3 separate regions of the Mus musculus genome follow, and regions 2 and 3 are each linked to region 1. Evidence: chromatin loops called from intact Hi-C (ENCODE). Cell type or tissue: left cerebral cortex. All regions are shown on one strand. Region 1 holds the start of 1110038B12Rik (RIKEN cDNA 1110038B12 gene). Region 2 holds the start of Ehmt2 (euchromatic histone lysine N-methyltransferase 2). Region 3 holds the start of Skiv2l (superkiller viralicidic activity 2-like (S. cerevisiae)).

The links. A loop is a pair of places that touch in the nucleus more often than their neighbours do. Peaks named below come from ENCODE experiments on the same cell type or tissue, not always from the same donor. Only the 100,000 strongest peaks of a DNase experiment are listed, where the experiment ranks them.
Region 2: a loop joins it to region 1, with 3.0 times the contacts of the local background. A loop is called at or near these places in 2 of 42 quality-filtered maps.
Region 3: a loop joins it to region 1, with 4 times the contacts of the local background. A loop is called at or near these places in 14 of 42 quality-filtered maps.

Annotation. Positions count from the first base shown.
Region 1 is chr17:34,950,670-34,955,669 of GRCm38, forward strand. It overlaps 1110038B12Rik (RIKEN cDNA 1110038B12 gene), which reads right to left and starts at 1,802. Exons shown (of 4, transcript NR_015536.1): 1 at 1,683-1,802; 2 at 1,467-1,504; 3 at 1,216-1,256. It overlaps Snord52 (small nucleolar RNA, C/D box 52), which reads right to left and starts at 339; the gene lies at 281-339. LOC115488834 (a small nucleolar RNA gene) reads right to left here and starts at 1,406; the gene lies at 1,344-1,406. It also overlaps the pseudogene Gm8696. In left cerebral cortex, CTCF peaks have their summits at 579 (motif pointing left) and 2,267 (motif pointing right); DNase peaks (open chromatin) are centred at 346, 561, 1,446, 1,866 and 1 more place; H3K4me3 peaks cover 2,308 bases; H3K27ac peaks cover 2,034 bases.
Region 2 is chr17:34,894,872-34,899,871 of GRCm38, forward strand. Zbtb12 (zinc finger and BTB domain containing 12) reads left to right here. Exons shown (of 2, transcript NM_198886.3): 2 at 350-1,973. The coding sequence starts at 370. The coding sequence ends at 1,749. Ehmt2 (euchromatic histone lysine N-methyltransferase 2) reads left to right here and starts at 4,099. Exons shown (of 27, transcript NM_145830.3): 1 at 4,099-4,382; 2 at 4,489-4,695; 3 at 4,789-5,000. The coding sequence starts at 4,103. In left cerebral cortex, no CTCF peak of the experiment used is centred here; DNase peaks (open chromatin) are centred at 40, 508, 2,950, 3,545 and 3 more places; H3K4me3 peaks cover 2,956 bases; H3K27ac peaks cover 2,320 bases.
Region 3 is chr17:34,848,045-34,853,044 of GRCm38, forward strand. Skiv2l (superkiller viralicidic activity 2-like (S. cerevisiae)) reads right to left here and starts at 2,160. Exons shown (of 28, transcript NM_021337.2): 1 at 2,090-2,160; 2 at 1,852-1,955; 3 at 281-390; 4 at 64-181. The coding sequence starts at 2,111. Nelfe (negative elongation factor complex member E, Rdbp) reads left to right here and starts at 2,347. Exons shown (of 11, transcript NM_001045863.1): 1 at 2,347-2,544; 2 at 2,867-2,949; 3 at 4,300-4,369; 4 at 4,472-4,617. The coding sequence starts at 2,875. In left cerebral cortex, a CTCF peak has its summit at 2,373; DNase peaks (open chromatin) are centred at 1,863 and 2,244; H3K4me3 peaks cover 1,980 bases; H3K27ac peaks cover 1,109 bases.

The DNA of each region.
Region 1 (5,000 bases):
TACCCTGAAAAGTGAGCTAACCACCCACCTTCATGTGGGCAGGACAAAGGGCTGGCTCTCATTAGATGATTAGCTCATTCAGGTCACATCTAGGTCACTTCCACCTTTGTCTGGATTCCAAGGTTAGCCCTCATCTAGGTGAGGGGATGGGGCCCCTGTGAAGTCCTCAGAGCTCACCCTGGAGAGTTAAGATGGGCACAATGAGAAACAGGAGAGCAGGGTATGTTCCTCACCAGAGCCAGTGTTGGCACACTGGGCTCAATCTCAAGAGGTTCCCCAAATGAGTCAGATTTATAGCTGACATCAAGGACAGCGTCAGAGACTCTAGTCTGTGAAATCATCACTCTCAATTGAGGGAGACCAGAACCTAGGGTACCACCCAGGGAATGTCAATCCGATAGACACAGGATGCGGTAGCCAGTGTGTGTAGTTAGGCTTCGGACTGTTGCAGAGCTATATAAAGCCAAAACTCCTGGGGACTGAAATTTAACTGCTAAAACCTTTAACGAAAAAAGGTGGCATGGGCCGGAGAGATGGCTCATAACCATGTGTAATGGGATCTGACGCCCTCTTCTGGTGTGTCTGAAGACAGCAATAGTGTACTCACAAACATCTAAATCTTAAAAAAAAAAAAAAAAAGGTGGTTGGAGCCAGGACTAAGGCCATCCTGAATTGAGAGCCCGTCTAAATACCCAAAAGCATAGTCTAAAACAGTGGCTCTCAACCTGTGTCACCAAGGAACCCTTACATAGGGGTCCCAGACAGGACAGCCTGTGTTATCACAATAGCAAACTTTAGTTATGAAGATACAAGGAAAATAAAACCGATGGTTAGGAACATCACAGCCCGAGGAACTGCATTAAAGGCCCTCAGGAAGGCTGAGACCCACTGCCGTGGACTAGCATACAGAACTTAAAGGCACAAGAAATAATCAAGGCAGCTCCTGGATCCACCATAGATTTAGAGTTAGGGAGATTAGTTAAGATCTAAAAACAAAAAGATGGCTGGGTGGTAGCTTGCTTGGAGACTGGCTAATGCAGGCAGGATATTAAGAACAAAACAAGGGCCAGTCGGTGGTGCTGTATGCATTTAATTCCAGAGAGTAGAGGCAGGCGGATCTGAGATCAGGGCTACATGGAGAAACCCTGTCTCGAATCCACCCCTTCCAAAAAGTCAAGCCAAGAGACAAGCATGCCAGTGAAACCTAAGACTAACCTTTCTTCAGGTGTAGGCAGCTGGCGTGTGTCCTCAAATCCCTACCAGAAAGCAAGACACAGAGGTAAATTACTCAGAACTCTAGGCCACTCAAAACCCACGCCACTGCCGATTTTGGACCCGGGGACGGTCAGCGCGCTGCGGTGATGGCGTCAGCGAGACACTCAGAATCACCAGAAATCATCATTACTGTCCTCTCCCCGAAACCAGCCCCTCCTCACACCGCCTACCTCTCGCCAGCATGCGCTTACCATTGTGCTACTGGGTACGGCTGGCGTGGGCCAGGAACCTGGAAGAGATCATTGAATGAGCACAGGTCGTAGAGACCCCGGCCTGCAGCCCCCACCCCGGCCTGGGTCAGTTACAAGGAGTGGCGTCACGTGGACATCAGAAACTCTAGTCTGTAAATGTGGGTCATCATACCCGGCCCCACACCGCAGAGCCCTCCCCACAGGACCCCAGGATACCTGCGGCACGAGGCGGACCCATGCCTTGCTCTCCGGAGTCCTCAGACCCTGCCCAGACCGGTGGAGAACAAAGAAGGGTGAAAACACGGCAAACCGTGTGGGCGGGTGCACAAAGAGACCCGTGTGCCGCCCGCCTCGGCCATTTATACCCACGCCTGGCCCGGGGGTCCTGACGGACATAGTCGTCTTCTCATATGCCTGACTTGATCGCGCTGACAAATGCGAAGGGAACAAAGAGGAATCATGTTTCTTACTGTCCTAAGTAGAGAATCATGTATATGACGACAATTTGATAAACTACCAATCCAAAGGAAAGAAAAAAAAAAAAGAAAGAAAGAAACAGGCAGCCTAATCGGCCAAGATTGGGTAAAGACCCTGGAGCTCCTACAGGATAGGTCAGCTCTTTGGTCTCCTTTAGGCTTATGGCTTTGCGGATTCTGTACTCATGTTTGGATCCAGTCTACCCAGGAGGACTCATATTGCCTACACCTAGCAGAAAAATCTGAATTTGCACCTCAGCTTCTGCTCTCCGTTAAAAAGAAAAAAAAAAGAAAAAAAAAAGATTACTGAGTGCTCTGCTGCATGTACACGTGCGTGCCAGAAGAGGGCATCAGATTCCCTTATACATGGTCACGAGCATTTGGTTGCTGGGAATTGAACTCAGGACTTCAGGAAAAGCAACCAGTGCTCTTAACTGGTGAGCCATCTCACCAGCCCCAACATTTTTATTTAAAGGGGGATAAAAGCCACACACACACAAACACACATCTGGCTCATAGTCTAAGATGGGTTCCAACCATGCCTACAATTACAGGCGTGACACACTACTATGTTGAGAGAGAGAGAGAGAGAGAGAGAGAGAGAGGGGGGGGGGGTCGGTTTCAAGACCGGGTTTCTCTGTGTAACCCTGACTGTCCTGGAACTTGCTCTGTAGACTAGGCTGGCCTCGAACTCACAGATATCTACTTGCCTCTGCCCTGAGTGCTGGGATTAAAGGCATACAACACCACTGGCCAGCTTTTAAGAAATATTTTTAGATTGATTGTATTTGTGTCTATGTGTGTTAGAGGAAGTTGTAAGCCACCTGGTGATAGGTGCTGGGAACTGAAGCCAGGTCCTTAGAAAGATCAGTAAGTGCTCCTGACCACTGAGCCACTGCTCCAGCCCCTTTGTCTTTTTTTTTTTTTTTGAGACAGCAATTCTGTACCATGACGGTCAACATTCCTACTTCCTTTTCCTAAATGCTGAAATTACATGTGCAAGGCACTATACGCTTCTCTATCTTCATTTTAAAATACATTTTAGCCAGAAGCAGTGGTGCACAACTTTAATCCTAGCACTTGAGAGGCAGGGGCAGGTAGATCTCTTTGAGTTCAAGGCCAGCCTGGGCTACGCAGTGATGAGATAGTGCCTCAGAACATAACTAAAATTTAAAATCTAAGAATCCTATAGTAGCCGGGCAGTGGTGGCACATGCCTTTAATCCCAGTACTTGGGAGGCAGAGGCAGGCAGATTTCTGAGTTCAAGGCCAGCCTGGTCTACAGAGTTAGTTCCAGGACAGCCAGGGCTACACAGAGAAACCCTGTCTCAAAAAACAAAACAAAACAAAAAACAAACAAAAACAAAAACAAATAAAAGAATCCTATAGTAATTATGTGTTCGATAAGTCTCTCAGTTCCTAGGCCCAAGTTCCACCTGGGAGGGTTATAGGAAGAGACTCTTCAGTTCCAAACTGAGTGCACGTTAGCCAGAAATGACCTCTAACAGTGTAAAATGGCTTACGAATTAACTGCTTCTCTAATGAGCATAATTGCCTTGGCCTCTATTAAACTATTACTGAAGACTTCTTTTTTTTTTTTTTAAACGCAGATGTAGTACAATATAATAGTAACTGGTTGAAAGTAGTACATGCTAACAGACAATATGATACACAAACAGGGTGGCAGTAGACAGGAAAGGGCAGAGGCCACGGCCTACACCAAGAGCCTTTCAATAGACTGCTGAATGGACTGGATCTGCTGCTTTAGTTGAGAGCCTTCTTTGATGGTAACAGAACAGGCGATGACTGGCCTGGAGATGCCACACGCCCCGTCCTAAAGCCTGCTTGGAGCGCACAAATACATAGGGGACATTCTTGTCTTCTCACAGCAGAGGGAGGTGCAGGATGATCCCCAAGGGCTCAGCGTCTGCTGCCATCACAGTGAACTCAGAGATGCCTCTGTTGGGGGTTTTGGTGGCTTCATTGGCTCCTTTCCGAAGCTGCTTGTAGTTACATGACTGTTGAACAAGGCCCAGCAGCTTCTTGGTGAGGTGGGCATCTGCGAGGGGATAGGCCTTCGGAGTCACATCAGTCTCTGTCATGGCTGCGGTGTGCCGGCCTCGCCGCGACTCGACGACAGCCCACCTCAAGAGGGACTGAAAAACTACTGAAGACATCTTTACCCTAGGGTGGCCTTAAAGTTTCTGTTTGGACATGTTAGAATTGCATGCAGTTTACACCTTGCCCAGCAAATCGATTGATTCTCCATGGAGCTGGAGATTGAATTGAGTGCCTCATGCATATACTAGGCAAGCAGTCTCCCCTGACCTACCCTCCCCAGCTCTCAAAGGCTGGCATTGCCCCACTAAAACCCTGGAAGAGCCAGGGGTCAAAAGGTTTCTGAGGAAAGCAGCTCTGTGCCCTAGGTTCTGCCTGCTTAAAAAGCCTTGGACAAGGTAAGGGCTCTGCTACGTCACCAGGCCTGGAAAGAGAGATGGGGATGGTGGGGATAAAGTGGATGGGTCAGGTAGCACAGTGCCCATAATCCCACCATTCAAGAGGCAGAGACAGGAGTCGGAGAGCAGCGTGGTCTAGATAATCACTTCCAGCCCAGCTAAGGCTACACTGAAAGACTCCGTCTCTCTGACTCTCTGTCTCTGTCTCTGTCTCTCACACACACACACACACATACGCACACAAACCCTGCCCCTCCCCCCAAAAGAAAAAAGATAGCCAGACATGGTGCCTGGTCACAACTTTATAATTTCAGCTAGCAGGTTCAGGGGTATGGTCTGGAAAGGGCAAGTTCAAAGCCAGGCTGAGCTACAGAGAAAGTGTAAATATAGTTTGGGCAACCCTGTAAGAGGTCTCAAAAAAGTAATAAAGAAGCCAGGTTGGGAAAGGCATATGGGTCAGAGGTTGAGGCCAGCCAGGACTGCATGGGGAGATGCTGTCTCAGAAAATAAAGCTAAAAAGGAGGGCTCAGTGGCTGGGGGATGAAGCTCACTGTCTAGAGCAGTGGTTCTCAAACTTCCTAATGTTGCTATTCTTAAGTTCCA
Region 2 (5,000 bases), 56 kb before region 1:
AGGACGTGAAAAGGGGGACTCACAGCAGCGCGGCCCAGGCTAGAGCGAGGCGGGTGAGGAGTACCTGCAACCGGGGGCCACCCCAGAGTTGCAATCCTCTGGTTTTTTCCCCCCATCCACCCCTTTATCCATTCTCCCGTGGGCGCGCGGGCTGCGGGACTGGGGGGTGTGGACGCCGCTGCCCCGCCCCCGGGAACCACGCCTCCCTCCTCGGAGGGACCGCGCCTCCTTGGAATTGGGGAAACTGAGGGAGGCGCGCCAAGACTAGGGAGGTAGGGATGAGGGGTCTGGAGCCTTGGCCTCCGACAGCCAGAGACCTTTGTCTCTGACTCGTTTCCTTCCCACCCAGGGCAGTCCACTCCCGCCACAATGGCCTCTGGGGTGGAAGTCCTGCGCTTCCAGCTGCCTGGCCACGAGGCCGCAACGTTGCGGAACATGAACCAGCTCCGTGCAGAGGAGCGGTTCTGTGATGTGACCATCGTGGCCGACAGCCTCAAATTCCGTGGCCACAAGGTCATCCTGGCCGCCTGCTCACCGTTCCTCCGGGACCAGTTCTTGCTGAACCCCAGTTCTGAGCTGCAGGTCTCACTGATGCACAGCGCGCGTATTGTGGCGGACTTGCTCCTCTCTTGCTACACAGGCGCCCTGGAGTTCGCAGTCAGGGACATCGTGAACTACCTGACAGCAGCCTCCTACCTGCAAATGGAGCATGTAGTGGAGAAATGCCGGAACGCCCTTAGCCAGTTCATTGAGCCCAAAATAGGCCTTAAAGAAGATGGGGTCAGCGAGGCTAGCCTCCTAAGCAGTGTCAGTGCCACCAAGTCCCTCCTCCCTCCAGCCAGGACCCCAAAGCCAGCTCCAAAACCCCCACCACCACCTCCTCTACCCCCTCCGCTCCTGCGACCGGTGAAGCTGGAGTTTCCGCTGGATGAGGACCTAGAGCTGAAGGCGGAAGAGGAGGATGAGGATGAAGATGAAGATGTTTCTGACATCTGCATCGTCAAAGTGGAGTCGGCTCTAGAAGTGGCACACCGGCTCAAACCCCCTGGAAGCCTAGCCGGGGGTCTGGGTATCGGGGCCTCTGTGAGCAGCCACCTGGGAGAGCTGGCCCAGAGTAGTGTGGCCCCCAACACTGTTACCCCACCGCAAGGGGTGGTGAAGGCATGCTACAGCCTGTCAGAGGACGCGGAAGGGGAAGGCCTGTTGTTGATCCCAGGAGGCCGGGCCAGTGTGGGGGCCACCTCGGGCCTAGTGGAAGCAGCAGCGGTGGCCATGGCTGCCCGGGGGGCGGGGGGCAGTCTGGGGGCAGGGGGTAGCCGGGGACCTCTGCCTGGGGGCTTCTCAAGTGGAAACCCCTTAAAGAACATCAAATGCACCAAATGCCCTGAAGTGTTCCAGGGTGTGGAGAAGCTGGTCTTCCACATGCGTGCGCAACACTTCATCTTCATGTGCCCACGCTGCGGCAAGCAGTTCAACCACAGCAGCAACCTCAACCGCCACATGAACGTCCACCGTGGTGTCAAGTCCCATTCATGTGGCATCTGCGGCAAGTGCTTTACTCAGAAGTCCACACTGCACGATCACCTCAACCTGCACTCAGGAGCCCGGCCCTACCGGTGCTCCTACTGTGACGTGCGCTTTGCCCACAAGCCCGCCATTAGGCGGCACCTCAAGGAGCAGCATGGCAAAACCACAGCTGAGAACGTGCTGGAAGCTGGTGTGGCTGAGATCAATGTCCTCATCCGCTGAAAGGCCAAGAGGCTGGGGGCGGTCCTGGGCCCGGCAGAATTGGGGAGGGGCGGGGTTTGAGGGCAGGCAAACATTTTGAGGGAGGAAGACTGGAGAGAGAGAGAGACCATGCCTCAAAGAGCAGAAGAAAAAGATGGAGCCGGAGACAGGGTTGATAAGGCTGAGGGAATGTGGGATCCCAAAGAAAGATTTCTTTTTTGAAGAGGTGCATAAACGATGTGGAGGAAGAGAGGGAAAAAAAAAAAAAGGCAAAGTTGAAAGTTTTGGAGAACAGCTCTTTCCTGGCTAAAGCTGGCTGGGGGGGGGGGGGATTCTAGCGTTTCTTGAGATGGGGTGGGGGTGGGAATTGTAGGGGGATTGCCAGGAAGCAGCTTACTTGCCCCTGGTTAGAATAGATGACAGGGAGAAGGGAGCGGAGGGCGACACATGTATGAAGTACCAGAAGGAAGGGAGGAGATTTTTGCATGCTGGGGAAGTGGGAAAGTAGATACAAGGCTCACCGGAAATGAAATGATATGTGCCAGGTAAGAGAACACGGTGGGCAACCTGGGTAGGTAATGAGACATTAGGCTACAGTAGCGAGAACAGTGAGTAGCGGAGGGGTGGGGGGGCAGGGCACTTAGAAAAAAAGGACACAAGGAGGGCTGTTGGGGGGAGGGAGAGGAGTAGAGACATACAGTATTTTTAAAGAAAACTATTTTTTAGGATTTTTTCTGGAGTTTGGGGTTTTAGTTTTTGTTTTCCATAAAAATAAACAAAAAAAACAAACAAAAACATTTTTTCTTTATATTCTGGCAATTGCATGTGTGTGACTACCCACCATAGATTCTCCCAGCGCTAACAATTGTAGTCCCATGCCAAAAGGAGCCTCAAGCAGAGACTCGGAACACGCCCTAAACACTTAGGCAGAAACCTTATCACACAGTGATTGGCAACCCTGGTGCTGGCATAAACCATGCGGGGTTTGGTGGCAGTGCAAGCCATGGGCCACAGGTGACCAGTGAACCCACAGAGATGGCAAAAGGGCATCTGTTGCATATTTTTGCTCAAGTTTTAAGGAAAGTTGAAATACCAGCTAAACTTATAGTTGATTACCTAGAAGACTACAATTCCCAGAAAGCTCTGAAAAGTTTTTAATCCAAAGAGGACTACAGTTCCCATAAGATGCCGAATTGGCCTTGGGCCCAGTAACATAAGTACCTGTCTGTCCAATATTGTGTGAGCAACCATACAGGCATTTTCAAGCTTTGGCTAGGACTTAATGCCTGGAGGGGGATGGTGCCCTCGATAGTGTTCAGGGTTGTATACTTGCTGTGTCTACCATCATACTTAAGCTGTCTGCTGGACCATGACCCCCCCCCTCCATGGAGAAGTATTTGGGCAGAAATAGTTACTGTCAATAGATTGAGGTCTCCGCTGCATTCAGTTGACATATCTAGTGCAACCGAAGACACTTCCCCCAGATTTCCAAAAGCACACTGACCCAGAAGTAAAGGTGTCTTCCGTGAGTCTCTGTCGCCCCTTCTTGTGCACTAAAGTTCAAAACTGATATAGTCCCAGCCTTCTATCTGGCGGCTCAGAACGGGAAAGGCACACGCGGCAGCTGCAAAGGCTCAGGCTACACGTGTTCCCAAAACCGGGCGGGGACAGGGAAGCCACAGCCCAGTCGAGCCTCACCCTTGCTCCCGGCGGAGCCCAGGCTAGGAGCGAACGCCCTCTCCCCTACAGGCCCCAGTTCTGGACCTCCAGGGCCATTCTGGGGGGCAAAAATGGCCAAGAGGCCCGCAGCGGCTCCTTTAAGGCGTCTTCTCGCCCTCCCTCCTTGTCCACGTGACCCGGGGCGGCCGCGCGCCGGCTCGGCCCCCCGCGCAAGCGGCGATGGCGGCGGCGGCGGGAGCTGCTGCGGCGGCGGCCGCCGAGGTGCGGAAGGGGAGGGGGAGAGGCGGGTGCATGCCCGCGCGCGCGCCCGGGGGAAGCGCGCGCTCGTGCAATGCTCCGGGGGTGCAACGGGGCCGGGGGGCCCGAGCCGAACTTACAGCAAACCAGGGGGCCAACACCGGGGGCGGATGAGGGGACCAGGGGGTGGGAGGTGGGGGGAGTGGGCGCCGAGTCGCACGTGCCGCCGCCCGCTGCCCCTGCGTGGGCGGTGGGCACCGCGACCCCGGGAGCCCGCGCGAGGGGCGCGAGGGGCCGTCCGCCGGGCTGGGGCGCAGCGGGCGTTGCAGGGGTTGGTGGCCGGGGTCCCCGCGGCCTGGGGGACAAAGGGGGAGCGGCGCGTGCAGCCGGGAGGAGGGGGCGGGGCCGGGGCGCGGAGGCCCCGCCCCCTCCCCCTCCTCTGCTCCCGGCCCCAGAGATGCGGGGTCTGCCGAGAGGGAGGGGGCTGATGCGGGCCCGGGGGCGGGGGCGTGCGGCCCCCACGGGCGGCCGCGGCCGCGGTCGGGGGGGCGCCCACCGAGGGCGAGGTAGGCCCCGAAGCCTGCTCTCGCTGCCCAGGGCCCAGGCGTCTTGGGCCCCCCAGCTGCCTGCCGGGCTGACCGGCCCCCCGGTTCCTTGTCTCCCCTCCCAGGGGGAGGCCCCCGCTGAGATGGGGGCGCTGCTGCTGGAGAAGGAGCCCCGAGGAGCCGCCGAGAGAGGTGAGTGCAGCAGGAGCAGGCCCGACCGGACCTCCACCCTCCCCACCCCCAACACGGGATCCCGGGAGCTTTCAGCCCTGAACTTTTTCTTTTCCCCTCCCGACAGTTCATAGCTCTTTGGGGGACACCCCTCAGAGTGAGGAGACCCTTCCCAAGGCCAACCCCGACTCCTTGGAGCCTGCCGGCCCCTCCTCTCCGGCCTCTGTCACTGTCACCGTCGGCGATGAGGGGGCTGACACCCCTGTCGGGGCCGCATCACTCATCGGGGACGAACCCGAGAGCCTGGAGGGAGATGGGGGTCGCATCGTGCTGGGTGAGAGACTGGGGAGTGAGGGAGACGGGGCGCAGAGGGGCTTTCTGCATGCCTGCTCACCCTGCACCCCCTTTCTGCCTGCCTCTTTTCTAGGCCATGCCACAAAGTCGTTCCCCTCTTCCCCCAGCAAGGGGGGTGCCTGTCCCAGTCGGGCCAAAATGTCAATGACAGGGGCAGGAAAGTCGCCCCCCTCGGTCCAGAGTTTGGCCATGAGGCTGTTGAGCATGCCCGGGGCCCAGGGAGCTGCAACTGCTGGGCCTGAACCCTCTCCGGCAACAACTGCCGCCCAGGAGGGGCAGCCCAAA
Region 3 (5,000 bases), 100 kb before region 1:
GAGACCAAGCCTGCTTCTGACCCTTCCTCCCAATTCCATTTCTTGGGGCCTCTGACCTCTCACCTCCTTATAGCCCAGTATATGGCCTGTGGTTGGGTGTCTCTGGGCCTGAAGGTCAGATGGGACTGGAGTCTCCACGGCAGCCAGGAGTGACCAGGGATCCGTCTTCCTCTGCCATTTTCTGGAGAGAAGGAAAGGAATTTTGGAGTCGGCTTTCTCCCTATCCCAGCTTCCTTCCATTGGTCCATCTCTCCAATCTGGGAGGCTGCAGACTTCTCACCGAGCTGAGTGCTCTACACCGTGTAGAGGAAGCCAGGCTGGAGACGACAGAAACAGCTGCTCTGCTTCCTGGCACAGATCTGGGGCGCATGGAGGGAGGCCATGGGGGAGCTGGGACAAGGGCGAGATAGGAAGTATTAAGTTGGGGGCTGGAGAGGTGGCTCAGCAGTTGAGAGCACTGACTGCTCTTCCAGAGGTCCTGAGTTCAATTCCCAGCAACCACATGGTGGCTCACAACCATCTGTAATGAGATCCGATGCCCTCTTCTGGTGTGTCTGAAGACAGCTACAGTTTACTCGTATATAAAATAAATAAATAAATTGAAGAAAAAAAAAAAGAAGAAACCTTAAGTTGGTTAATAAAGGATAGCGTGTAGACAAAAGAGGCGATGGAACTTGTGTTCAGATCCAATGGTAGATGTCCCAGGATACCAACTAAGGTAAATCACTGATTTCAGACACACAGAGGCCAGACACAGCAATCTGCATTCTTATTTTGAGAGAGGCTCTCATGAAACCCATGTTTGCATCCAACTTGATGTGTGTGTGTGTGTGTGTACACATATCCCTCCCCCTCTCAAGTGAGGGGGTGACAAGCATGAGCTACCAACACCTGACTATCATGCAGAGCCAGGGATCAAAACCAGGGCTTTGTGTATGCTGAGCAAGCGCTATACCAAGTGAGCTATGTGCTCAACTGAGAATTCGCATTTTAGAATTCTTATTATTTGTAGTAGTATGTGTTAGTATGTATAGGTCTGTGTGTAATGGGTGGACATGGGTACACGCATGCACACATGGCAGTCAGAAGACCACATTGTGGAGCTGGCTCTCTCGCTGCCTTTACGTGTGTCTCATCAGACTTGCATGGGCAAGCGCTTTAATAGGCTAAGCCAGTGATTCTCAACCTTCTCAAATGCTGCCACCTTTTAATGCACCGGTTCTCCTGTTGTGCTGACCACAACCGAAAAATAATTGTGTTGCTACTTATTAACTGTAATTCTGTTACTGTTATGAATCTTAATGTAAATGTCTGGTGTGCAGGATATCTGATATGTGATGTGACCCCTGTCAAAGGGTCATTCCACCCTCAAATGGGTAGTGAATCAAAGGTGGAGAATCTCTGGGCTAATAAGTCATTCTGCCAGTCTTAAATTTTCTGCTTCTTTTCTTTCTGTTTTGGGGATGAGATCTCACTACATAGCCCTGGCTGGCCTAGAACTTGGTATGTAGATCAAACTGGCCTCCAATTCAAGAGATCTGCCTGCCTCCACCTCCCAAGTGCTGGGAATAAGGGTGTGAGCCACGCCAGGCTTCAGTTTAAAAGAGCCAAGTGCTCTGAGCTATGCAGAGAGAAGGAACCTCCTAGGAGGAAAGATACAGGTGAAGGGGCAGCTCTGAGAGCTCGCGTCTCCAGCACTCCCCGCTCCGACCTACTGGAGTTCCAGTAGAGTGGGATCTGTCCAGCATGAGCCGGAGGCCAAGATGACAGTGTCAAGCTACATCCTCCTGTGAGCAGGGTGGAATTTCTTTTAGGCTCATAGGTCAAAGGTGAGGGTCAAAAGTCACTCACAGTGCTCTCTGGAGGCCCTGGCACGTTCAGCAGCTCCCAACGGCCAGTGCACCCCACTTCCAGAGCTCGAAGGGGTAAGTTCAGGGGATCTAGGGGAGGCAGAACTACAAGGGAAAGGTCACAGGTTAAAAGCCACAAGTCATTCCTGTCTACTAACTAGTCCTTTCCGCGGACCCCCCTCCCTCCCCTCCCCTCCTCTCCTCTCCTCTCCCGTCCACTCTCCTCCCCTCCCCCTCACCGAGTCGCTCCGTCTCCATCATCCTGGAGCCGCGGCAGCTCCCGAGCAGCCCGGAAACTCAGAGTAACCACGGAGCCGGCCCCGCCCCGAGAAGGGCGGAAGTTGAAATTACTTCCGACACGCCCCCTCCTCCACCACTCCCCGCCGGGAGCGTGGGCGAGAGCGGCGCCGAAGCCTGACTCGGAGCCGGGCAAGGCCGGGCGGAAGTCACTGCGACTCGCCGCCTTGGTTACCGCGTGTCCCGCCCCTTTACGTCATCGCCGCGAGCCAGCGCGCAGTAGCCCGCGCGGCGGCGCCGGAGACCGCGGGCCCGGGCGCCGCCCCCTCAGGTGAGGGCTTCGTCTCACATCTTTCGCGCCTTCCCCGCGCGGCCCCTGGTTCTTCTTCCTCCTCCTCTGGTTGCCCAGATAGCGCTACGCGGGCCCGGCCGCCTTCTCTGCCCATCGGACCCCGAGGTTGGCTGACCTAACCCCATTGGGCATGGGGGTCGGGAGCCATCGCCTTGGCGTCGCAGGGAGTGCTTTCCCTTCTCCGGGCTGAGGTACCCCAAGGCTCTAGTGTCTGGACCTTGGACATAGGCGGGAATGCCGGTTGATTACCATAAACAGGAGGCTGGACAAGCAGCCTCGGAGGAACGAGGGGTTAGGGAAAGGCCAGAGGCTGGAGTAGGCGGGCCTGGAGGTTGGGGTGCATACAGGATGGACGCAAGTTGGACGACGTGTGAATTTTGAATGGTGACAGTAGAGAATGATGTCTTGGGTTCTGCCCTTGAACCAGGAGCCAACATGTTGGTGATACCTCCGGGGCTGAGTGAAGAGGAAGAGGCACTGCAGAAGAAGTTCAACAAACTCAAGAAGAAGGTAGGAGTTAGTTAAGCGTGGTGGCCCGGCTTCTCCAGACTCTGGGGACACCTGGGCTGACTGTAAGGCCATGGGAGTCCTCCTGCCTCCTACCGGAAGGGGACCTCTCAGTGGAGCTTTGGCAGCATCGTCCAGTCTTATTTGAACCCTCCCTCTTCTCTGGTCATCCCCAATGGAATTATCATCGTCCCTGTGGCTTCAGTACCACCCAGAGCCTTGTGAACCATCAAATGCCCAAGTAAATGTGCTCCTCCTGTCTGCTCTACCTCCCTCCCTTCGCTTTTAGATAACCAACTGCATTTAATAGGCCTTAAAATCTCTCATCTCTGACACACCACTCCACCTCAGACAGGGTCTCACACTTAGCCCAGGCTGGATTGAAAATATGTGGCTTTGGGTAGCCTGGAATGGCTCTGCCTCACCTCTGGCTTCTGTACTATTTACACAGCAAAACATTTGTCAAGTCTGTCGATGGTTTCTAAGTTCCTCTTCCACTTTGTCCCCTACCACTACCCCTGGCAAGGATCTCAGTATGTGGCCGGGTTGGGTGGGTTGTTTTGTTTTGTTTTGTTTTGTTTTTTCAACTCCTGGGCTCCTGGTATCTTCCTCCCTAAGCTTCTCTCAGGAAGTGGAACTCTAGGTGCACAACACCGTCCTCAGCACTCTCCTTACTAGTGAAACCTCTGAGTAATTTCTCATTGACAGGGTCTGGCTTTGCTGTTTTGAAGGCACACCTGATCCATTGAAAACACTTCCGAGGTTTCACATCATGTATAGAATTGAAATATCAGCTCACCATACCTGTCAAAAGAGAGAATTATTTTCTCTTAAAACCTGCCTTCCAAAACCTCCTCTGCATTTTTGCAACCCCAATTTCTTTGTCTAAAGTATCTTTTCTGTCTGTGTTGGGTAATTCTGTGAGGTCTCAGTTTACTAGCTGCTTATGCATCAGAAAGTGTTGCTTATACTCAGCCCTGAGTGATTAGTGCCCTTGATTATTCTTGGCTGTCAGTCTAGCCATTGTTTCCTGGGTTCTGAATTCCTTAAGGGTGGGAACTATGTGTTTTGATTCTGCATGGCCTCATTAAATGTGCAGAAGATGGGAGATGGGTGGATAAAATCCCCAAGGATTCAGGTCTTATTTGCAGCTTATATGGTAGGGCTTAGGTGTTTTTGGTTTTCAGTTTCCAAAATGTGAGACTGGAAGGCCTTGGACACCATAGTTTGGTTAGGTTAAGTACTGTGGGCTTCGTGAGGATGTGGAAGCAGGATGAGCCACTCCAGGACCAGGATGCCACACACACTGGCCCTGGAACCAGACCCTGGTTGACAGACCTCTCTCCTTTCCAGAAAAAGGCATTGCTGGCTCTGAAGAAGCAGAGCAGCAGCGGCCCAGCGAGCCAGGGCGGTGTCAAACGCTGTAAGTGACAGAGACAGAGAGTCCAGGGGGCAGCAGCAGAGGGCTTCCCTCCACAGCCAGCATAATGAATGCCTCTCTCCTTCCCCCTCCCTCTCTCCCCAGCACTGTCAGAGCAGCCTGTGGTGGACACTGCCACAGCAACAGAACAGGCCAAACAACTGGTGAAGTCAGGAGCCATCAGTGCCATCAAGGCTGAAACTAAGAACTCAGGCTTCAAACGTTCTCGGACCCTGGAAGGGAAGTTAAAGGTGAGCACACAGGAAGATTGTCTGGAACGTCCTGGCATCAGCTGGAAGGGGGTGGGTGGGGGAAGTCATGCATGCTCACATATGAGCAACCTGTGCTGTTCTGAGTTTAGGGTGTTTCTTTCTTGTTCCTTGAGACAGGGTCTGACTGTACTCATGGAGTCAAGTGATGCTCTGGCCTCAGCCTCAGAAGTAGTTTTTGCCACTGCAGCCCACTGGAGCGCTAGGTTTCTGTCTATCACAAAGAAACCTGAGCCCAGTGTGGTGGCACATGCCTTTAATCCCAGCACTTGTGGGGCAGAGGCAGGCAGATTTCTGAGTTTGAGGCCAGCCCGGTCTACAGAGTGAGTTCTAGGACAGCCAGGGCTATACAGAGAAACCCTGTC